2 separate regions of the Homo sapiens genome follow, and region 1 is linked to region 2. Evidence: chromatin loops called from intact Hi-C (ENCODE). Cell type or tissue: Caco-2. All regions are shown on one strand. Links, peaks and the distances in the headings refer to the core of each region. The heading gives the core; the rest is flanking DNA.

Evidence for each region. Hi-C counts contacts between places; a loop is a spot of excess contacts. Peaks named below come from ENCODE experiments on the same cell type or tissue, not always from the same donor. Only the 100,000 strongest peaks of a DNase experiment are listed, where the experiment ranks them.
Region 1: a loop joins it to region 2, with 5 times the contacts of the local background. A loop is called at or near these places in 9 of 110 quality-filtered maps.

Annotation. Positions count from the first base shown.
Region 1 is chr9:105,245,643-105,258,209 of GRCh38, forward strand. All of the region lies in intron 1 of SLC44A1 (solute carrier family 44 member 1), which reads left to right. Among named protein-coding and RNA genes, the nearest start is that of SLC44A1, 7.3 kb to the left of the region's middle. RefSeq lists an enhancer at 1-459. In Caco-2, for the core only: no CTCF peak of the experiment used is centred there; no DNase peak of the experiment used is centred there.
Region 2 is chr9:105,312,337-105,324,903 of GRCh38, forward strand. The region is part of intron 3 of SLC44A1 (solute carrier family 44 member 1); the gene reads left to right. Among named protein-coding and RNA genes, the nearest start is that of SLC44A1, 74 kb to the left of the region's middle. In Caco-2, for the core only: no CTCF peak of the experiment used is centred there; DNase peaks (open chromatin) are centred at 6,525 and 6,795.

The DNA.
Region 1 (12,567 bases), core at 2,999-10,998, 67 kb before region 2:
AACTCCCTCTTTGTTGCCAGTGTAACAGGAGGAAGAGGTTCCGAATTTAGTTTTTCTGTGGGCACTGGCTGAATGTTGTCGCTGAGGGCTGAGATGCAGAGATTTCTCTCAGCTTCTACCCTGCCCCCATCCAAATTTCGCCAACCTCCTTCTCTCGGATCCGAGCCCTTAACCTGGGTGGAAATGTTTAGACAACTGTACGAGGATCAAATGTAATAGAACTCGACTACTGGCCACTAATAACTGAGAGGACCTGTTTGTAAATTACCTAATTTAGTGGATTAGCGAGTGTATTTACAAATACTATAAAAAGCAATCAGGAATACTGCATCAAACTGTCTTGTGGTGGTGTATGAAAAATAGGCTCTGACAACGCCTGGGATGTAATCTCACAGTTTCATTAGCGTAGTTTCATTAACTGTGGTCTGTGATTTGTTTGTTTTAGGGGGCAGAAAAGGGCTCTTGTTTTTAGAAATAAAGGATGGTTGGTTCTTGGTGAAGAAAAACGCTAGTTTGGGGGGAAAAAATTCCTCCAGAAAGCTAGCATCTGTGATAATGCCAGAAGTGTTTTTGCTGCTGCTAAATGACTATATATAACTCAGTTTTAAATAACCTGCATACTTGTTCTGAAAATCTGAGATCTGTTAGAGAGAAAATGACTAGAATTGCAGATGAATGGGGGACATTTGTGTTTTATTAGGTATCCATCCTATCATCCTATTCCTCCAGTCTTTTTTTTTTTTTTTTGAGTGTTTGCTTACCCGTTAGCTTTTTTTTTTCCTGCTAGCATTATAGTCAGGCTTTTTGGTGTAGTTAAAGATTCCTATTCAGTTATAATAGCAAAGTAAAACTATACGTAGAGGTGTTAGGAAGGAGAGGCTTGGTATATCAGAGTTTTCATATTAACATATAAAGGTGTAGAATTGCACATAACTTTCAACTGGTTAGGAATTTGTGGGGGTCTAGTTGGGTGCTCTTTAATATTTACTTAAGTATAATTTTCACCAAAAAGGTGTTTTTCAGATTGCCTTTCTTTTCAGAATTGAGTTAATTTACATTCCCTTTTGGTGGTGAAATGCCTTTAAGACAGAAAAGTATTGATAGTTTATGGATAGCTTGTTCAGTGCATGAACAGTTAAATTTGGGAGGGATGGGTGCTGCATCAGAACTCTGCTTTAAAACCGATAGTGGGTCTTGCATTTGTCTAGCTCCACGTCATACTTTTCAGAATGCTATCGTATACGTTTTCTTTTCTTTTACCTCCTCTCACTGTAGAACATGCCTTGTTCCACAGATAAGATGCATGTCATGCACCCAAGGGGTGCATTTTTTTCCTGTGGATTCCTATAACCAATCAACAGCTGTCACATGCTTTTAAGTTCAGCTTTAGGGACTTGTAGTGTTCAGTGGAGCATTGAGGAGCAGGTTTTGTGCCAAAGAGCTGGTGATTTTTTTTTTTTTTTCTTATTTGAGATTTTTGGCATCCTTCTTCATTTGTGAAATGTTACTAATCGGCTGGTATTTTAACTCTCCTTTCAGGAGCATTACCAGTTTTAGAATACTGTTGTTCCTATATGTGTTTTTAAACAAAATAGGGTTGCAACTCCACATCTTCTCCAGCCTCTCTTAGGGGTCTCAAAAGTATTTTCTTCTTTTTTTTGTTTTTCTTCAGACGGGGTTTCGCTTTTGTTGCCCAGGCTGCTGGAGTGCAGTGGTGCGATCTCAGCTCACTGCAACCTCCGCCTCCTGGGTTCGAGCGATTTTCCTGCCTCAGCTTCCCAAGTAGCTGGGATTATAGGTATGCACCAGCTCATCTGGCTAATTTTGTATTTTTGGTAGAGACAGGGTTTTGCCATGTTGGTCAGGCTGGTCTCGAACTCCTGACCTCGGGTGATCTACCCACCTCGGCCTCCCAAAGTGCTGGTATTACAGACATGAGCCACCGCTCCCTATCAGGGGTCTCAAATGTATTTTCACTCAGAATATGTTTGTTTCATGCCTTCTACTGGATTGTAAGCTTCTTGAGCACAGGAACTGTTTTTGTTTTCCTTATTTGTGTATCTACTGCAGTGCCTCACTGTACCTTGTACTTAATAGTTGCTCAGCAGTAGTCACTGGAGGGAATATGTAGACATATATTTGAACCTCTGGCTGGCAAGTGGCATCGAATGTGAATCTAGACCTGACCCATCTACTGTTTGTAAATTCTATGGGCTGGTTGATTAATTTTGCCAAGCTGTCCTCTTCTAAACTCAAACCTGGACTGTTTAAGTTAAAATTTACCTGCCTTTTCTATATCCCTTCCTGTTCTTTCAGTGGTACCATCAGCTTGCAAAATTGTTCAAGGTTTTCCTTTGCTCCTGATGACCTGCTTAATGTGTATGTTTTAGTTGGAGCAGTGGCTACAACATCTTAAAAGAGCTTGTCTGCAAACTCTAATGATAACCTACACAACACATGAAAACAGTGTGCTTTGAGGTAATCTGCAGTTCAGTTTAGCTTTTCTCAGCAGTATCTTCAGCAACTTTAAAGCTCTGGCAGGTTTTATCAATGTAAATAAAGTGCATTTTCTTTTTGTAGCAGGGCTTCACTTTTGAAATATAATTTATTTTCCCTTACAGTCTCTTGCTATGTTGTAGATTCTCATAAAAGAGTTTGTGGTCTTCCAAACTTTGATCTCTTGTAATCTGTCCTGGTATTATTTTCATTTTCTTGGCAGTGTCTGGGTATCATGATTTTCCATCAAAATAATTATACTGTTTTAGGATTTAGATCAAAGAAAAGTGTCACATTCTATACTAGCATTTCATTGCTAGAGGAGCAGATTATTGGCAAAATAATTTGTGCTGTATCAGCTATGTACATCTAGGATCTTAAAAGTGTCTAGTGAGTCAGGGCTCTTAAGGAACTTTTTAAATTATTTTTTAAAAATTAGTGACCATTACAAGTTGTTTACTAATATTGGTAATTGCTCAATACAAACCAACACAGGACAGTCTTTGCCTAAAAGTCTTTTGAGGGGAACGTAAAAGTAAGATAGTCTTGAGTTTCTTTTTACAGTACTAATCCTCCCTAAGGCTCTTAAAATTTATTCCCATCTCCCTATAATTCATTTGTTCTGGTATAACCTGACATAATTTCTATCCTTGTAATGTTAAACTTCAAATTTCACTTGTAAATCTTCAGATTTATTAAATGCTCTTTCCCATTGACAAACCAGTTTGAATGAATCTTTTGAAAGATTACTTAGCAAATTGCCGTAAGTCTTTGTCCTTAATGGCTAGATGATTATTTCTCACAGCAGTGCTTTAGAGGCCAGGAGATTTTGCAAGTTCTGTGAAGTTCTGTGTCCTTCAGTTCTAACCTTAAATGTTGTAAGAGGGATGGAGGAGAATCTTTCAAGTTGAACAAACTGCCGCTTGTCTGTCTAGCGTTAGGAGACATTTGTCCACTGTCTCATCCCATTGTCTTCAAATTGAAGGCTGTATATTTAACTGTCTTTTTGTAGCACTCATATTCTGTTTTGGGAGTAATAAAAAACAATCAGAAGTGGTTTACAAATGCTGGTTAATATTTGCATATGCTAACTGTGCTTTAACAATTTTAATAATACCATCATCTGTATCAGCTTTGTGGAGTTTGAAGTGAGATGGTAAAAATTAAATTTGAAGAGTGTAGTGGGAATTACCCACAGAGACTAAAGTTGCTCAGTTAAATTAAGACCTGCAAAGTAAACTTCATCTAACGGGAACAGAAGTCATGGCATGAAGCCTTTTTTTTCCTTCATCTTCTGAATACTGTGTTGTTAGCATAGAGGATCTACTCCTCAAAATATGTAAATCAAAGTTAATTTCGAAATTGGAAAATAATGTAGAAATGGTAATTTTTTTTTTTTTTTTGAGCCAGAGTTTGGCTCTCATCGCCCAGGCTGGAGTGTGGTGGCATAATCTCGGTTCACTGCAACCTCTGCCTCCCGGGTTCAAGTGATTCTACTGCCTCAGCTTCTCAAGTAGCTGGGATTACAGGTGCTCGCCACCACACCCAGCTAATTTTTTTTTTTTTTTGTATTTTTAGTAGAGACGAGTTTTCACCATGTTGGCCAGGGTGGTCTCGAACTCCTGACCTCAGATGATCCACCCGCCTCAGCCTCCCAAAGTGCTGGGATTACAGGCATGAGCCTCCATGCCCGGCCAATTCCCAAATCTTAAATTGCAGTTTACTAATTTTTTTTTTTTTTTTTTTGTGAAGTAGGGTCTTGCTTTGTCACCCAGGCTAGAGTGCAATGGCATGATCATAGCTCACTGCAGCTTTGATCTTCTGGGCTCAAGTGATCCTCCCACCTCAGCCTCCTGAGTAGCTGAGACTATAGGCACGAGCTCACGCCTGGCTATTTTTTTAATGTTTTAAATTTTTTGTAGAGACAGGATCCCACTATGTTGCCTAGGCTGGTCTCAAACTCCCGGGTTCAAACTATGCTCCTGCCTTGGCCTCCCAAAGTGCTAGGATTATAGGTGTGAGCCACTGCACCCGGCCTACTTTTTTATCTTTAGAAAATGTTTACTTTTCTAAAGATAAAATTTTGAATTAAGGAATTTCCAAGTTAAATTTCACACCACCATTTTGAACTTTCTACAGTTGCCATCTGGAGAGTAGCATGGTACAGCAAAACTAGTCCACTTAGAATGCTTCCAGGCTTAACAAATACTATACTATCAAATACTATTTGATGTGTTAACAGTACAGTCATTTAAAAATGTTATTGGCCTGGGAAAATTATTCATAAAAATATATTCTACTACCAGTAATTGGTTGATAGTTGTTTTTCTATGCTCCCCTTTCCCCTGCTCAAACTGCAAAGAAAGAATGAAATATTTCAATTTTGTAATTTTGCCTCAGATTTTTGGGACTATAGGGGATATATGAGATAAACCTACTATCACTTTTCTGTTGATCTAAACTAGAATGTAGAGATATGAAGTAGACTGAGGTCAGAGAGATACATTATGAGGTAGCTGGGATTAGAAACCTGCTTAATCTCTTAATCTCTTGTCCTTTCTGTAGTACAGTACTATTAATTCTTAATGTCTCAGGCTTTCTTTTCCTTTCATCCTTGGCTGCACATTGGAATCACTTGGAGAAGTTTACAAATGTTATGGAAGTGATGCCTGGGTCCTATTCCCAAAGATTCTTATGTATTGGTCCAAGACTGCGGGCTGGGCATCAAAAAAAGTTTTTTTTTCTGTTTTATAAGTGCTTCTTGCAGAGCAGGGCTAACCCATAATAGTACACCCAGAGTAGCCAGCATCAAAACTTTTAAAAGTTCCCCTGGTAGCCCTCGTGTGTCACCAAGTTTGAGAGCCACTCTTCCTTACCCTTTCTCTAGGTAATTTCATCCCTCGTATGGCTTCAGTTACAGTCTGTATGTTAACAGTTCCCAAACTAAATTACTGTCCTGGTCGCTGATCCTTATATCCAACTGATTAATTAGCATTTACACTAGAATATTGTACAGGCAACTCAAACTCAGCATGTTTAAATCTGTCCTCAAAATCGTACCCCTCACCCCCGGCTTTTTCAGTACTTTATCTCTGGTTCACCGAATGATACCAATGCCCTGGTTGTGGAAACTGGAGACTCGAGTCCTGTAGGGAACCTGCCTCTCACTCTTCTATATCTAGTCACCACATCTTGCCTCTTTGACCTTCTCAACGTCACTGCCAGCACTCCGGTTCAAGCCTCTGTCATCTCCAGCCCAGTACCTTGGTTACAGATCTCTCCGTAACTGTTCATGCTCCCTTCTAATTTTTCTTCGTATTGCAGTCTTGGTGATCTTTGAAAAATCCCAAGCTAATTGTGTTCCTCTCCTACTTAAAACCCTTTAATGGTTTCCCATTGCTCTTAGGACAAAGACCAGAACCCTTGACCCTGGACAACAAGACCCTGTGTGTGGCTGTTCTCCATCTCTCTATAGGGTCACCTTGTGGTGTGCTTTTCTTTGCTCATTGCACTGCAGCCTCACAGATTCTTCAGTTGGTTGTATTCCTTCCTCTTAGAGGGCTTTTGCATATGTGGTTCACTTGTCTAGGAGGCTCTTTGCTTTGCTCCCTGGCTTTTGGCTGGTTGCTTTAAGTTTCAGTCTGAAAGTCACTTCCTTGGAAAAGCCTTTTCTGATCCCTTCAAACTAGGCCATGTCTCCTCATTAAACTCTCATAGCCTTATGTGTTTTCCCTGTGAGCACTTAAAGCAGTAAACACGTAATTTTACAGTTAATATTAATGTCTAGACTAGGTGGCGGCAAACTACAGCCCATGGGCCAAATCTGACCTGCTACCTGTTTTTTATGGCTTACGAGCTAAGAATGGTCTTTACGTTTTTAAGTGGTTGAAACAAATCAAAAGAATATGATTTCATGAGAAATTTATTTAATAAATTATGAAATTTTAATTTCATTCACAAGGTTTTATTGGGACACAGTCATATTAATTCATTTACTTGTCTATAGCTGCTTTCATATGACAGTGTCAGAGTTGAGTAGTTGTGACAGAGGCCTTATGGCCTGCAAGCATAAATATTTACTCTGTGTCCCTTTACAGAAAATGTTTGCTGACCCTTGCTCTAGGCTGAGTTGATGAAGAGAGGGGCCGTGTTTGCTTTGTTTATTGCCATCTTGGTGCTTAGCTGGTACCAATACATGGTAGGTACTCATGAAATATTTGAATGAATTAACAGATATTCTGTTTCCCTCCATGGATAGAGGTGATTGAACTCCTACCTTAGAACACTGGGGTTTTAAAATTCATTATAAGAATTTTAAAACGATTCTTCTTTGGAAGACTCTTAACAGCATGTTCAGGGCTCTCTTAAGCAGCTTGTCTGTTGAAGGTATACATGTCACGTATGGAGCAAGTATACTTATAAAGGTGTAAGTTACTGGGTCAAGGTGGACAGGAAAGGGCTAGTGCGCTCAAGTAATGGACCAGTCAGATTTACAGTGGTGATGTTTTTATAGCAGGCACAAATGGGTGAGACTTTATGGCAAGCGTTGTAAAGAAAACGTGTTTGAGCTGGTGAAAAATTTAAGTCATTAAAGAGTTAGACATTGTTATCTCTGCTGTGGGAATTCACTCTGTGAAGATGGTTAAAGTTTTTGACACAGTAATATTTCCTCCTTTTTGATACTTTTTGTTTTCTAATTTATTTGGAATATAGCATAGCATAATGTTCCAATTTTGAATTTATGCATTGTGTAAAATTTAGTAATTTTTTTGGCAATTTAAAAAACAGATTTACATTTTTCAGTATGTTTTATTATACTCAATAGAGGGATGCCAGTTTTTCCCCTCTGGGGGACTCCTTTGTAATTGTATAATATGATAATGTTGTATAATAGGATTCATTTAACAAACATTTGGTTGATAAACCCCTGGAATTTATTTTTTTGTGAAAATATTATTATTCCTTTTAGTTACTCTCTACAATATCCCACAACCAGATATTTAGACTTATTTAGTAGGAAAACCCTTAAAAGCAACTTTTATTCAAATTTTTAAGGTTGCCAGAAATGCTGAAAATTATTAAATGGAAGTGTTTGACTTCTGGATATGTTTATAATATGTAAAGTAAAAAAACCAGCAGGAAGATGGAAAAATTGGAAACATGATTACTTCAAGATATTTAAGTAGCAGGGAAGGTATTAAAGTTTGTTTGTTTTTGTAGATTTGTGATAATATAATCATGATTATGATCTCAGAAAATTCTTCATTTTGAACTACTTATGATGTTACAGCTATAAGAAATAAAAAAGGCTGGGTTTGGTGGCTCACACGTATAATCCCAACACTTTGGGAGGCTGAGGCAGGAGGATTACTTGAAGCCAGGAGTTCTAGACCATCCTGGGCAATATAGTGAGACCCATCTCTACAAAAAATAGCAAAACAAATTAGCCAGGTATGGTGTCGTGTGCTTTTGGTCTCAGCTACTCAGGAGGCTGAGGTGGGAGGAAGATCTCTTGAGTCTGGGAGGTTGAGGCTGCATTGAGCTATGATCGTGCCTGTATTCCGGCCTGGGTGGCAGAGCCAGACCCTGTCTTTATTTTTTTTTGAGACAGAGTCTCGCTCTGTTGCCCAGGCTGGAGTGCAGTGACACAATCTCAGCTCACTGCAATCTCCGCCTCCCGGGTTTAAGCGATTCTCCTGCCTCAGCCTCCAAGTAGCTTGGACTACAGGTACCCGCCACCACACCTGGCTAATTTTATGTATTTTTAGTAGAGATGAGGTTTCTATGTTGGCCAGGCTGGTCTCGAACTCCTGACCTTGTGATCTGCCTGCCTCGGCCTCCCAAAGTGCTGGGATTATAGGCGTGAGCCACTGTGCCTGGCTGAGACCCTGTCTTAAACAAAGAAACAAACAAATAATAATAATAAAAAAAACCCTTAAATCCAAATAGCTAAAACATTAAGGAAAATTGATTATCTCCTATAGGTCAAGGGGTAGGGTAGCTTTCAGGTTGGTTAGTTCAGTGGCTTGATGTCAGCAAGGACGTAAGTTCTCTCCTTGTTTCTTTTTTGTCATTTTACGGAAGGTAGCTTTTTCTTAATTAGCTCCCCTCAAGATCCCAAGATGGCTATGGCTCTTCTTACCGTCTTTTGCTGAGCTGACAATCTCCAGTGGTTTTCCTTTCATGGGAATTAGAGAGGGCTGCACACTTATCCCTAAACAAGCTCTAACAAGAGGAAGGCAAAGGACTCTGCAATTGATTTAGAGTAACCAGGACTTCCCTCTGAGTCAAGTGAGGGGCAGGGCAACACCGGAACAAAAGGAGGACTTTGCCAGCAAGGTGGCGGCAGGGATGCAGGATTGGGCGTGGTGACTGGGTAGGCAGCCAATACTATCTGCTATGGTTTTGCCATTTTCTTTTGTCTTTAAATCAGACTTCTATAGTGTTTCCTAACATTTTACTTATAGCCCCATTATGAACTTCACAGTTCGTAGTTCAAAGTCACACAGTTAGTTATCTTCTTGTCCTAGTGATGCTGCTCAAGCCATTGCTGAAACCCCTGTCTTTCTTTTTTGCTCACCCCCACTGCATCTTTCCCATTCTGAGCTAAGGACAGCTTCAGATGAAGAAGAGCATTTGAGGTTGGAATAATGGTTAAGTGGTGAGTTAGTATTCTTGCAGGCCATGGTCCTTCAAGAGCACCTTGGCTGTTAGTATAACCTCTTCTCTCTCTAGCTTACAATCTCCTTTTCTACCTCTTTTGAAGTCTCACTTCTGTCTGTGTTTATCTCTGTTTCAAAATTGAGTATCAAAAAACTGATAGTTTTTATTTTCCTTATTTTTTTTCCACCTCCAGCTGATACACTTAAGGAGCTGTAATAATGAGTACAATCCACTAAAGAGGGAAAAAAAGAGAGCCTCTGTTTTCTTTTGTTTTAACCTGCTTACTTTCAGGTTTTTTTGTTTTTTTTTTTTTTTAATAATTAAACTGAAAAGTCATGTCATTATTTAGAATATCTCTGATATAAAGAGTTCTCACAGTATATAAAATGCATCCTTGCAATACATAATTTACAGAAGGAAATAAACCAGTGTGTAAATATGTTCAATCTTGTTAACAACCAAATTAAAGCATAGAGGCATCCTTTCACAGCTGTAACTTTGGTAATAGTTAACAAAATAATATTAATTGCCCAAGTGGTTTTGACTCAAATATACTTTATTGATTTGCTGAATAAATTGGAATGACCCTCTTGAGATACATTAAGAGCCATAAAAAAGTTAACATCCTTTATTTGGTAATTCTAAAGTTGAGTAATGCTATATGTAAGAATCTTTTTATTGTAGCATTATTTATAATGGCAAAAAGTTTAATTTAAAACATCATATATTTGCTGTAAAACTTTCTTCCTGTTTCTTAATAAAATCCATTTGAATTTAGTCTGTTATACTTCCTCATTGCCAACTAAATGGTCCTGCCTTAGTCATTGAGTAGCCTTTTGCCTTCCTCAGAAGTCCTTTCACTATTTCTTCTCTAAACAGCTGTTAGAATCCAGAGGATTGAACATCATTGTGTACTGGCAGGAGGGTGGGCTCTATAGCCAGACTATATCAATTTGAATCCCACCTTATCACTAGTTGAGTTATTTGGACCACATTCTTTAACCTTTGGTGCCTGAGTTTCACCAGCTATAAAATATAAACAATAATAAAACTTGCCTCAGATACTTTTAGCAAACTGCACAACTCATGAATGTATCTCAGAAATTACAATATTAATGTAAACTAAATCTCCCTGATGTTCTAATAACCATTAATCCTTCCCTTAAAAATGTTTTTGTGTTTGAGTTTTGGAAAGGTACCCTGACTTCCAAAAATTTTATTTTTATTTTTGAGACAGGGTCTTGCTCTGTCACCCTGGCTGGAGTGCAGTAGTGGATCTCGGCTCACTGCAACCTCCACCTCCCAGACTCAAGCAATCCTCCCACCTCAGCCTCCCGAGTAGCTGGGACTGCAGGCATGTACCACCATGCCTGCTAATTTTTGTATTTTTTGTAGAGATGGAGTTTTGCCATGTTGCCCAGGCTGGTCTTGAACTCCTGAGCTCAAGTGATCTGCCCACCTCAGCCTCTCAAAGTGCTGGAATTACAGGCATGAGCCACCACACCCAGCCTGGTTTATATTCTTGTGGTAATTTTATTGTGAGACAGAGTATCATTTAAGAGTTAGATCCAGCTGCATATGACAGAAAACTGAAAGAAACTAGATAAACCAGATAAAAATGTATTTCTTACCCAAAGTAAGTCCAGAAGTAGTGTTTCAGGGCTAATATGAGACTCCTCGTTTATCAAAGACCCACTCTCCTTTTGGTTTCATTATGTAAGCATATGGCTTTCATTCTTAAGATTACAAAATGGCTGGAAACTCTTTTTTTTTTTTTTTGAGACAGGGTCTCTCTCTGTCACCCAGGTTGGAGTGCGGTGGTGAGATCTCAGCTCACTGCAGCATCAATCTCCTGGGCTCAAGCTATCCTCCTGGTTGAGCTTCCCAAGTAGCTGGGACTACAGGCATGCACTACCACGCCCAGCTAATTTTTGTATTATTTTTATTTTATTTTATTTTATTTTATTTTATTTTATTTTATTTTATTTTATTTTATTATTTTTTGAGATGGACTCTTGCTGTGTCACCCAGGCTGAAGTGCAGTGGCGTGATCTCAGCTCACTTTAACCTCCACCTCCCAGGTTCAAGCATTCTCCTGCCTCAGCCTCCTGAGTAGCTGGGATTACAGGTGCCCACCACGACAGAGGGCTAATTTTTGTATTTTAGTAGAGGTGGGATTTCACCATGTTGGTCAGGCTGCTCTCGAACTCCTGACCTCAGGTAATCCACCCGCCTTGGCCTCCCAAAGTGCTGGGATTACAGGTGTGAGCCACTGCGCCCGGCCTTTTTTTGTTTTTGTTTTTGTTTTCTTTGAGACGGAGTTTCGCTCTTGTTGCCCATACTGGAGTACAGTGGCATGATCTCAGCTCACTGCAACCTCCGCATCCCGGGTTCAAGCGAGTCTCCTGCCTCAGCCTCCCAAGTAGCTGCGATTACAAGCATGTGCCACCACGCCTGGCTAATTTTGTATTTCTGGTAGAGATGGGGTTTCACCATGTTGATCAGGCTGGTCTCAAACTCCTGACCTCAGATGGTCTGCCCGCCTTGGCCTCCCAAAGTGCCGAGATTACAGGCGTGAGCCACTGTGCCTGGCCTGTATTTTTTTGTAGAGACGAGGTCTTGTCTCCCTATGTTGCCCAGGCTGGCCTCAAATTCCTGGGCTCAAGGGATCCACCCATCTTGGCCTCCGAAGTGCTGGGATTACAGGCATGAGCTACCGTGCCTGGCTCCCAGATTGTAAACTGTGTCTAGAAAATGAGTGCAAAGAGAGAAACAAACATAAATAATTAGAGGCTAAATTGGGTGGCAAGGAGTTCAGGGGACGGGGAAACCAAGAGAGGAAAGAATAGTTGGGGAGTTGGCTTCCTGAAAATGATTCTCCAGCAAAAGATCTGGTCTGGAAGAATGGGGTTTAGAAAAAGTGAAGGGCAGACAGATTTTAGTAGAAAGCAGGGAGAGGAATTCCAGTGTAAAGAACAGTTGGTCAAAGGCAAGGAAGCAGACAATAACTTGCTGCTTGTCAGTATGGAAAGGAGACCTGACCAGAGTGGAGTGAAGAGATGTTATGTTGCATTTGGGGAAGGCATTCATATTTGAAGGGGAGGAAAATGGGCAGCCATGGAGGAGTTTTCAGAGTGGTTTAAGGAAGATTAATTTGACAGCATAACTGCACCTGAATGGGAGAAATAGAAGGCAGAGGCCGCCCAGGGAGCTGTTCAGTAACTCATACCAGTGTAAACAGGAAACAGAGAAGAGTTATTGTGGAGTCAAAATAAAATAGACCTTCCTGACTTAATCTGGATATGTGGGATGAAAGAGAAGGAAAGAACAGATGTTTTGAACGCCACATCATGGAAGAAGGGTATTATAATGGCTAGACATGTTAGTTGAGATGGGGACTAGTTTGTG
Region 2 (12,567 bases), core at 3,159-11,158:
CTCTCATTATATCCTGTAATATGTGTAATTATATACTTATTTTTTGATTATTTGTTAAATGTGTATTCTAAGTGCCATGAGAGAAGAAATGAGATATATTTGATTCGCTGCTATGTCTCAGATCCTAGTTCACTGCCTAGAGCATAGTAGGCACACATTTAAATGCTTGTTGAATGGATAAATCAATTTATTTCCTTAGAATATGTTTTAAGAAGTAAATTAGTGAGTCTGAGGATTTGTATATTTTAAAATTATTAATGCATATTGCTGAATGGCTTTCCATAAAGACCGTTCCATTTATATTCCCACCAACAGTGTTTGAGATTGCTTTATCTTTGCTAGTATTATTAGTTTTTATTATTTACTAATTTTTTAAGCCAGAAAATGGTGTTTTATAGTTTTAATTTGCATGTCTTTGATTATTAATGAGTGTGAACCTTTTTTCCCCATGTTTGTTAGCCTTTCATGAAGACTGTTGTGCTAGCGTATCTATTCTTGGTCGTCTTATCTCTAATCTGCTCCATCCTTTATACTGTGATAAGATTAAGTTGTTTAAAATAGGGCTCTTATGTTGTCATTTCCCTCCTCAAGAGCCTTTCCTTTGGTGGTGTTGTCTATAGCATCAAAGAAGAGCCCACTCAGCCCTGCCCTTCCAGGACTCCTGTGATGTGGACCCGTTTCACCTATTCAGTCTCCTCCCACTGTTCCTCAGTGTGATGTTCTTATTGTCTGGGACATTCAATTGATTCTTACCTCTTTGCTGTTCCTTCTACCTTTCTGCCAGTCTGAATTCTTGAAACACTTAAGATGTGTCTCATAACTAACCTCTGTATGAAATGTTTCAAAACTAACCTTATCCATAGTGAGCTTTCCTTTAATTTGATTACCTGAACGTCCCTATATTATACTTGTTATTCTACTGCCTTCAGTTTGCACTCTAATTATATTGTGTGTTTCTCCTCTGTCTGTATTAATTGGCAGTTGCTAGGTAACAGTATTACTGTAAACTTAGTGGCTTAAAACAAGACACATCTGTGATCACTTTCTGTAGGTCAGAAATCTGGATGTGGCTTACCTGGGTCTTCAGCCACAGAGTCTCTCATAAGGCTGCACTTAAATTGTTGGTCAGGGCTGGGATTTCATCTGAGGCTCAGTGAGGGGAGGTTCCCCTTCTAAGCTCCTGTGGTTGTTGGCAGCATACAGTTCCTTGAGGGCTGTTGGACTGAGGGCCTTTGTTCCTTGCTGGCTGCCATTTTTTTGATGGTGGGGATCAGGGTGGTAGTAATATATTTTGAACTCTGATTGGGAATTCCAAAAACATACTTTTTCTGTCACATTCTAGATTGTCTACAATCTTTAGGTCTATAATATATAAGTAGGCTTAGAGTATATATGTCAATTTTAGATAAAAAATTATTATCATTATTATTATTATTATTGGAGGCAGAGTCTTTCTCTGTCACCCAGGCTGGAGTGCAATGGCGTGATCTTGGTTCACTGCAACCTCTGCCTCCTGGGTTCAAGTGATTCTCCTGCCTCAGCCTCCTGAGTTAGCTGGGACCACAGGCATGCACCACCGTGCCTGGCTAATTTTTTTTTGTATTTTTAGTAGAGACTGGGTTTCGCCATGTTGCCCAGGCTGGTCTCGAACTCCTGAGCTCAGGCAATCTGTCCACCTCGACCTCCCAAAGTGCTAGGATTACAGGCGTGCACGACTGCGCCCAGCCTTATTACTAATATTGTTATTATTGCCAGAGAGGAAGCTCGCTGTCTTCCATATCAATTTGGACAGAGCAGAAATGGTCCTGTTTAGTTGCAAGATGCCTGAATTAGTGAGTGTGTGGACTGAGCTGGGACAAAAGGTCTAGCTTTGTTTGCCTCTGGGGAGAAGATTGGGGTGAGGGCAGGGATGTTGTGCTTCTATCAAAGATGCTCCCATGTGCTGGGTGCCTGAGATGGGAGAAGATATGGCAAAGTGGTGGTAGCTCTTAGTAAGCATAGGCCATCATTGTAAAACTGGGTGACAGTAAGTAAGGAACTGCTCTTAATCTTTTTGACATAAGTATTAAGTCATTATTAGAACTTTTCCCTCATTCTTCAAACAGTCCTAACACAGAGCTTAGTGTCTACTTTCTTTGTTACTCCAAGAAGTTTTCCCAGTGTATCTCACACATCAGTATCAATTATTCCATAGAGGTTTTAAACATATATTTTTGCACAAATCTAATTTTCTTTTTTATCTTCTTGTCTTTCTTCCAAGGAAGGCATTTAAAGTCCCAGTCACTGATAAAGTCTCCATTGCCCTAAAATGCCTCTCCAATGTCAGATAATCTGTATTAACAGGTTGTAAAGAACTAGAGGTCTGCGGAGGATGATAGCATCTATGTATGAGTAAAATCTATAGGGGGTGCATTTTATTTGAGCTCTTTTCAATTTCCTGCATAATCTTTACCAGATTACCTAGTAAAAACAGAATCAGAGTGTGAGTTTTACTTCTTTCTCTTAATTGTTCTCATTGGCAAGATACTCAAAGTTTAAAATGTATGTGCTAAAACAATCCTTGAGATCATATTACAGGTGAAGAAACTGAGTCTAGGAAACATGAGTGACTTGATGGAGACAGACCAGCACTCAATTCTCACCCTCAGTCGGTGCTCTTCGCATCATACACTAAAATAGATCTGGTGAGCTGTATGGTAATTCCAGTTTCCCACCTTTTTTGCTTTGGGAGTTTCTCCCTCCTAACGTTTAAAGATGAAAGAAATTTTTAGGGGAACTTGACGAGTCCCCATTCACATTAAAAAAACTTTGAAAGGCACCAAAGCCCTTATACAATCTAGGAAGGCTTTGAGTAATTTGAAGGCAATTTTGTCTATTTCTTTCTCTGTCAAATAAAGAATATGAATTGTGATGATGAACTGCGTTTTTTTGTTTGTTTTTTTTTTTTTTTTACCATTTGTATGTTTTCAATATTTACTGAAAAATACTTAGCTTCAAATTGATAGTAGGGTTTTTTTAAGTAAGATAATTGATTGTTTAATAAACAGTGGTCTTATTTTAAGGAAACTCCATATTTGCAATATCTACACATATACAGAATAGGACTTTAGTGGCCACTGATCACCTTCTTTAAAGTCATAGTCCTGTATCTTTAGTGTCTCTGGTTCAGTCTACCCCGTGATCACATATTAACTTATGCAGAGGATTATTTAGGGGATTGTACCAATATGAAAACTGTGCTCACACTTTAAATGATTGCCAAACTTTCTGGGCCTATACTATACCACATAACCATCTATTTTAGGGAGAATATTATTCTTTAATTAGCATGTAAAACATGCCTCTTTTGAAGACTTTTTAAAGAGTTACTGAATCTTATCGACTGTGCATACCTGTTCCTGTTTGAAAAAGAACTAGAAAAATATAGATAAAATATGCTAAAATATTTGCATGGAAGATCCTCTTATCAGCTAAGCACTTGTACAGTGTTTCATTATGTGACTAGGACTTCTCTTCCTCGTGATGACTTAAATCATATTGCTGTTTACTGAGTGACTATCCTTCACCTTTTTTGAAAATTATGTTTATTATTTTATTTAGCCCTCAGCAAATATTTATGGAAAATCAGCTGTGTCCTACAGACCACTATTACGAATACTAAAATAACAAGCGACCTAAGTGGTTGAAAAAAGCGTTTGGTTAAATTCATTCATTCATTCATTTGTGAACTCTGTTTCCTGGCCATCTTCTTTGAGTTAGGCACTTGAGATTATAGTCTTGAGCAAAATAAACATACTTTTTTTTTTATCTCATGGGAATTACAGTTTTGTGGAGACAACAATAAAATCATCATACAATCACAAATTATTATAGCTATAGGAAGCGTTTTGAAGAGAGAGGTGTAAGGGTATGAGAGGTTATAATGGGAAGGCCATGAGAAAGGTTACAATGGGAGGTCCTGGCCCGGTCTTAGATACTGTGGAGTCAGTAAAAATGATGCTGTAGAAGTATGTCCATAGCATGCAATATATGCATAACATTATTAAGGGAAAAATGAATTGCAAACCAGTATGTACAGCATGATTTTATTTATAAATGTAAAAATATACATGTACATAGAAAAGTATAGAATGACATGAAAATGTCAACAGTGTGATTAGCTGTTGAATTATGGATGGTTTTAATTTTATACTTATCTCTTTTTTCCTAAGTTTTCTATAATCGATATATACATTACTTGGGTAATGGAAAAAAAGGATAAAAAGACATCTGTAGTCCCTGTGCTTGAAGACCTTGCATTCTAGTGGGGAAGACAAAATACATAGAGAAATTATGACAGTTCAGTGATGAAATGTCATGTAAAAGTGTTGTCTATTGAAAGCTGAGTGACTCCACTTTCCTGAGTTCCTAACAGCAGGCTGGTGGGGAGAGGAAAAGAAGGCAATTTGGTGATAGTACTGGAACCACCATTGTATTACTTTCCTAATGTTGCTGTAACAAATTACCATAAAGTAAGAAGCTTTAAACAATGAAGTTCTGTAAATCGGAAACTGAAGCAAATTCATTGCTTTTAACAACGAAGTTCTGTAAATCAGAAGTCTGTGCACAGCATGGCTTAGCTGGTTGCTGTGGGTTTTGAAGGCTGAAATCAAAGTGTTGACAGGGCTGTGATTTTTTTCTTGAGGTTCTAGGGAATGAATCCTCTTCCAAGCTCATTGAGGCTATTGACAGAATTCAGTTTCACATGGCTGTAGGACTGAGTTCCTATCTCCTTGCTGGCTATAAACTGAGAGTCAGTTTCAGCTTCTGGAGGTAACATATATTCTATAGCATATATTCTATGGCTCATGACTCCCATCCTCCAGCAAAATTGGGTCAGATTCTCAGTCTTGAATCTCTCTGACCTCCCCTTAGGGCAGCATCTTGGTTGCAGGTTGTACATATGAGTTGAAGACTCTCAGCCAGTGACAGGGTTTCAGGGACAGGGTAATTTTAGGCAGAGTTTTGGAGCCTCATTTAGGTATAAAGATGCTAACTAAATTTTCAGAAGGTAAGTTTATGGAGATGTCTTTGAAAATATTTTTTGTCATATTTTGGGGGTTCAAGGCAGGGCTTGCATTTTATCAGGGTAAAGTCAAGTAAAGTCGGCTGTGGAAGGATGGTACACATAATGGTGATTGGACGAAGAGGTGACTAGATGGTTATGAGGGTTTGGGGACTGAGAGGTGGCTCCAGGAGCCCATCTTCTAGTGAAGATGGAATTCTGATTAGAATACCAAGCTTGGTTCTCACTGTCTGAGGAATAGTGTGGTTGAGTCTACAGGTTGGAATTCTTGTTGGCCATCCTAAAGCCCAGAGAAGACTGGCACACACAGGAAGGTGCTCCTGACTCTATCTTGTACTCCTGACTCTATCTTGTGGAGTTGTAGAAGCTCAGAAGAAGAGAGGTATACATTTGTCCATTGGACTAATTCTTAAGTTTTACAGAGTATTCTCCCTACCTGTTGTCAAGGTATTCCTCAGAGCAGCCCAGTAGATCACCTACTTCTTCCCACACTTAGGGATACGTTTAAACAAATGGAGATGCTCTAAGCCTTTGATGAATTTGGCTTTGCTTTGAGGGAAAGCACTCCTCTCTCTGTCTCCTGTCAGTACTCTCTGATTCTAACTCTAACCTACTGTCACTCCCACTTTAGCATAAAGTGGAAAAGAGCAGCCTAGATAGATACCTCACATAAACTTGTATTTGAGAACTTATTTCCTCCCAAATTTACAAGCATTTGGAAATAGTAACATCTGTGACGTTCTAAATGAAAACTTATTGTATTATTTATACAGGTTTTTTTGTTTGTTTGTTTTTTGAGATGGAGTCTCGCCCTGTCACCCAGGCTGGAGTGCAATGGGCAAGATCTCAGCTCACTGCAACCTCCGCCTCCCGAGTTCAATAGATTCTCCTGCCTTAGCCTCCCAAGTAGCTGGGATCACAAGCACCTGCCACCACACCCAGCTAATTTTTGTATTTTTAGTAGAGATGGAGTTTCACCATGTTGGCCAGGCCAGTCTTGAACTCCTGACCTCAATGTTCCCCCCACCTCAGCCTCCCAAAGTGCTGGGATTATAGGCGTGAGCCACTACACCCGGCCTATACAGTTTTTTTCCTAAACTTTCATTCCCTCTCATGGAAAATATTAGAAGTTGTAAAGACGCTAACTAAATTTTCAGAAGGTAAATTTATGGAGATTTTTTTGTCATATTTTGTGACCATACTACTCTTAAGCCTAAATTTTTAAACTCTTTACAAAGGTAACATCTGTATTGCTAGTGCATTTCTGCCTTTAGGATAATACTTGCTGTGGAAAATACTGCGAGCAATTTGAAAGAGGAGATCCAGCTACGTACCTTAGAAAATGCGGGAGTTCAAAGTCAAAATGTTTTGCCAATTCTAAATAGGGAAGTGAAAACCTGTTTAACAGAATTAGATGACATGTATGCAGCTAGGCGGCAAGGAAGGGATGATTGGTTTTTCTCCGTGTTGTTTGACTAGGTGTATATGTTTGCCATGTCTAAGTTAAACAGCTGGTACAAATGCTCAATCTGAAGTCTCACTACTTGAGTTGGTTCTAGGTTACCTGACACCTGTGAAGATTTTTACAAGCTTTAGTCATTGTTCATGAGCTGATAGACAATGACCTTTGTAATATACTTCAGGTAATTATTAACTGCTTCAACTATGAGTTTGATGGCAATCAAGTGGGTTTGCCACCCACTTGTGTTTACCTGGGTGTCAGAGTTGAGGGCATCTAAGAAGTTAGAGGGCACACAGTCCACACACAACCACCCTTATATCTGACCCCAATTGCAAGATCAGGGGTCCATAAAACCACCTATTTCCTGGCAAATTATTTGCCAGGAAGACTTGCAGAACTCACTGAACGCTACTGTACTCATGGTTATGGTTTATTTTTAGGAAAGGATATAGAGTAAAATCAGCCAACAAAAGGAGTGCATGGGGCAGAGCTTCCATTGTTGTCTCCCTTGGGGAGAGTGGAGTACACGGAGTCCGAGCACAGTACTTTCTCAGTGTCAGTGTGTGACAATACACAGAGTATGGCTAACCAAAGAAGCTCACCTAAGCCTCAGTGTTCATAATTTTTGTTGGGACTCCATTATATGGCTGACTCAGGCTCCAGTCTCCAGCTCCTCTGGTCAATTTGATACCATGTGATCCCAAACTCTTAATCTAAACAACATTGTTGGTCTTTCTAGGGTGGTCGACGCCCACCCTAAATAGTATGTGGAGTGGTCTACCCCAACCCTAAAACACATTGTTAGACTTCTGTGACCCAAGAGCACCAAGTAAACAAAGACACTCCTATAAGGCTTAGAAATTAACTCCCAGAAGTGAAGGGCAAAGTCCAGATCTCTTTCTGAGTAAGGTTAAATTCTTACTACACACTGGGGCTCATTAAATTAAATTGGATTTTGTAAAGTCGATTTTCAGGAAGAAATTTAAAAATATTTCATTGTTATAGTTTTGTTGAGTTATAACTTACATATAGTAAAATTTACTCATTCAAGTGTAGTTTGAATTTGGTAACTATATGCAGTCATGCATCCTCCATCACAATCCATACTTCTTTTGCTCTTAGAAAATTACCTTGTGCCCCTTTGTAGTCAGTCCTTGCCCCCATTCTTGTCCCTAGACAACCACTGATCTGCTTTTCGTAGTATAGTTTTGTTTTTTCTAGAATGTCATATACAAATAATTATATATTATGTAGTATTTTGTGTCTACCTTTTAAAACATATAATAATGCTACTGAGATTCATGCATGTTGTTAAATACATCAGTGGTTAGTTCCTTTTAAATTACTGAGAAATATTCCATTGTGTGGCTATAACACAGTTTATCTGTTCACTAGGTTTTTTGCCATTTGGGTTATTTCAATATTTAACTTTTTTTTTTTTTTTTTTTTTACTATTGTGAGTAATACTGCTTTAACAATTTGTGTATGTAATTTAATATATTTCATTACTCTTGAAGAGTTAGATATATAGCATTGAGATTGCAGAGTCATGTGGTGAGGATGTTTAACTTTATAAGAAATTATCAAGCTGTTTCCCAAAGTGGTTGCTGCACTATTTTGCATTCCCACTACAATAGTAGGAGGGTTATATTTGCTTCACTTCCTCCTAACATTTTGTATTATGAGACTTTTTGTTATTTGTTACATTTTATTTTATTTTATTTTTTTTAGAGATAGGATCTCACTATGTTGCACAGTTTGGAGTGCCATGGCTATTTATTGGCATGATTATAGCACGCTACAGCCTCGAATTCCTGGCCTTAAGTGACCCTGAGGCTCCCATATAGCTGGGACTATAGGTACAGTCCCATGCATGTCACCATGCATGTCTCTGTTCTTTTTATTCTTAGCCATTCTAGTGAATCTGTAGTGGTATCTCACTGTGGTTTTAATTTGCATGTTTCTAATGACCGATGATGTTGACCATCTTTTTAAGTGCTGGTTGACCATCCATCTGTTTTCTTTTGTGAAGTATTCATATCTTGCATATTTTAAAACAAACTGGTTAGTCTTAATGAGTTATGAGCACTAAATCTGTATACAAGACCTTTGTTAGGTAAGTGTTTTGCAATTATTTTTTCTAATCTTTGGTTTGCTTTTTGTTTTCTTAGTGACATCTTTTGATGAGCAAAAGTTTTACATTTTGATAAAGTTGAATTTGTTTGTTTTTATTAATGGCTCATGTTTTTTGTGTACTATCTGGGAAATTACTGCCTTACCCCAAATTCACAATGATTTTTTTTTGTGCTTTCTACTGAAAGTTTTTTAGTTAGCGCTTATGTTGATATATATGATTCATTTTGATTTAATTTTTGATTATGGTGTGAAGAAAAGGTCAAGGTTTATCTTTTTTCTCCCATACAAAAATACAGTTATTCCAGAAGCATTTATTGAAAAGACTATCTTCCCCATTGAATTACTTTGCCACCTTTGTCAAAAATAGATTTTGTTATAGGTTTGATGGCATGAAAGGAGGCTGATGGAGTTTCTAGTAATAGCAGCTACCAGTATTATGGAGAAATAGAAATAGTTTACCTCAAATTAAATAAGCAAGGACATCATCTTTTTAATAGCACTATTTTAAATAACTAGTTGCAGCAAATCATAATAAAAGAGATAACTAGAATATGTATAGGTAGTTAGAAAGAAAAATAATACTATTTGCCAGTGACAAGGGACTATAACCTGGAATGTTTAGGAGATTCAACAAAAACGTATCTTGAAATGAGGCGCTTAAATTATAGGTTATAAAGCAGATGCCTAACTAAAGTCAGTCGTTTGTCTTATCAGTGCACAGAAAATACAATGAAAAATATAATACTTGTTTTATTAAAATAAAATCTAACAGGATATATGTGGGACCAAATACAGAGAGTTATAGTATTTTAATTAAAAAAAAAAAACAAGAGAGATATAATCTACTTCTGGTTGAGTAGTCTTAATATAGTAAAGATGACAATACTAACAAAGTTATTATATAGATTTAATAAAGTGCCAGTTAAGATCCCAGTAGGATGTGCATTGAACTTGATTGATAGTATAAATCACAGAGTAAAGGATCAGGGAAGAATTTCAGAGGAGAAATGTTTTTAAATTGTTTCTCATTCACAAAATAATTTGAAAGGATTAGAAGTAGGTGCATATATTGTAAGACAATGAAATGGGAATAAAAAAGATCAGGAGGCACACCGTGGAAGTGGAGAAGAGATGAGACCAGAAATCTAGGCTAAGTGTAGTTACTGACATAAAGCACTAAATTAGCTGTGAACTTTCTGGTTTTGAAGGCAGGAAGGGAAACATATGGGTTTCACCATGGGTTGGATATAAGACAACAGGGAATATTGGACACTTTGGACTTTACGTGTGTGTGCCCCATGTAAAGGAGATAGCTGCTAATTGGGGTGAGTTTTGGCATATGGGTAGATGGGGCCAGTGATGCTAAGTTTTCAAAAGAAGCCGGAAGTCTGTTAATGAGTAGAAGAGTGTATCAGTCTTATGATTTTTAAATGTTGGCAGTTAGCATACTAGCCAAATAAAAGGTGGGAGTGAAGGGTTACTCATTGTGTGAGTACAGGTCGTGTATCTATGGTTGTCATTATCTAATTAATAATTGTGTCACTTAGAGGAGAATGAAAGGGGTATTGCCATTCTAGGCCGAAACCTGTTCCAAAGGACAACAACAAGACTACCTGGACATAGGTTAAGAACAGTGATTGGAACAAAATAGAAACAGCAGAAATAAATACTGTGAAAGTAGTCAGTGTTTAACAAAAAATATTGGGTTGAGTGATACTGTGAAGAAAGCTACATTTAGATCTACTTTAATCTCATACCATGCAAAATAAGTTCCACATGGGTTAAATATTTTAAAATCAATGTTCTACTTTGTATAATTGAATGAATATTATACTTTAATGGTTGTTATATTTTGTATAATTTCAATATTATAAATGAATATTATACTTTGTATAATTTCAATAATTGATACATTGTTGAGGCAATAAAGAAATTAAATAAGGCTGGGCGCAGTGGCTCATGTCTGTAATCCCAGCACTTTGGGAGGTCAAGGCGGGCGGGTTACTTGAGGTCAGGAGTTTGAGACCAGCCTGGCCAACACCCCGTCTATTAAAAAAAAAAAAATACACCACCAGGCGTGGTGGCGGGCACCTGTAATCCCAGCCACTTGGAAGGCTGAGACAGGAGAATTGCTTGAACCCAGGAGGCAGAGGTTGCAGTGAGCCGAGATCATGCCATTGCACTACAGCCTGGGCAACAGAGTGAAACTCCATCTCAAAAAAAAAAAAAAAAAAAAGAAAGAAATTAAATAATACCAAGGTAGGCATGTTTGATTATCAAAAATTTGATTCTCTGATATAAAAGCAATACAATGGGAACAACATTTAGAGTTTTTCTATGATAGGTAAGATTTTTCATGCAACTGGGGATGTATCTGTACGAGTAGATCCAGTAGGCAGATAATCAAAGGACAGGTTACACTGTTGAAAATAACAACAGTAATGTTTGGCCTAAAGATCTTCATTTGTAAAATGAAAATAATAGCAGTACTTCCTTGGGTGTTTTAGAGGAGTAAAGATCATAAATCATGTATACTCCTTAGCACAGTGCCTGGTATCGTGAACGTTAACTGTTGTTTATTATAATCATCTTCATTATCATCATCTAAAACAAGCTTCAAAGTTACTTAATCAAGGCTTCGTCCCTTTTTAACCTAGATGGGGAAAACACAGCTATTTTAACCAACTGTTAAATTTATGTAGTTTACAAAGCACTCTCACATATTCTGTCTCATTGATTCTCACTATCCCTGGGAACTGCTTAAATTTTTTCTCAGGGGAGGCTTTCAGGGTTCCGTTTTTCATAGACACAGCTTGGTCTTTGTCATCACCCTTAATTGTTCTACCTATAAAATCAATTCAGAGTAATTCTAAACTTTCCCCACTCTCACCATGGTCTTCTGTCCTTCCATCTTGCATTGCATGTCCTTTTTTGCCCACTGCAGCCATTCTTCGACCTCTAGTCCTTTGACTCCTGTACTTTCTCCCAAGTGCTTTTTGTTTTTGTTTTTGTTTTTGTTTTTGACGGAGTCTTGCTCTGTCGCCCAGGCTGGAGTGCAGTGGTGCGATCTAGGCTCACTGCAAGCTCCACCTCCCGGATTCACGCCATTCTCCTGCCTCAGCCTCCCGAGTAGCTGGGACTACAGGCGCCCGCCACCACGCCCGGCTAATTTTTTGTATGTGTTAGCCAGGATGGTCTCGATCTCCTGACCTCGTGATCAGGATTACAGGCGTGATTCACCGTGCCCGGAATTTTTTTTTTTTTTTTTAAAGACAGAGTTTCACTCTGTGGTCTAGGTGGGAGTGCAGTGGGGTGATCTCGGCTCACTGCAACCTCCACCTCCTGGGTTCAAGTGATTCTCCTGCCTTAGCCTCCTGAGTATCTGGGATTACAGTTGTGTGCCACCACACCTGGCCAATTTTTGTATTTTTTTTGTAGAGATGGGGTTTCACTGTGTTGGCCAGGCTGGTCTCAAACTCCTGGCCTCAAGCAATCCACCTGCCTCGGCCTCCCAAAGTGCTGGGATTGCAGGCATGAGCCACCACGCCTGGCCTCCAAGTGCTGTTTTTACTCTACTGTCATCCTTGCTTTTTGTTGTAATATAATTTTTTCATAATGTTGTGACAATATCTAGTGAATATCTGTGCCTTACTCTGTCTTACTCAGAGATCTGAAAGAAATCTGTGATAGGCAAAGGATTCCGAGGGACATTTCTCCAAAACAGCTATGTGAATGTCTAACAGGCACATGAAAAGATAGCCAACATCATTAGCTATCAAGAAATGCAAATCAAAACAACAATAAGTTACTATTTCACATCCACTAGAATAATTATAATAAAAAGGCAGTTACAGATGTTGGTGAGAATGTGGAGAAATTGGAGCCCTCATACGTTGCTGCTGGG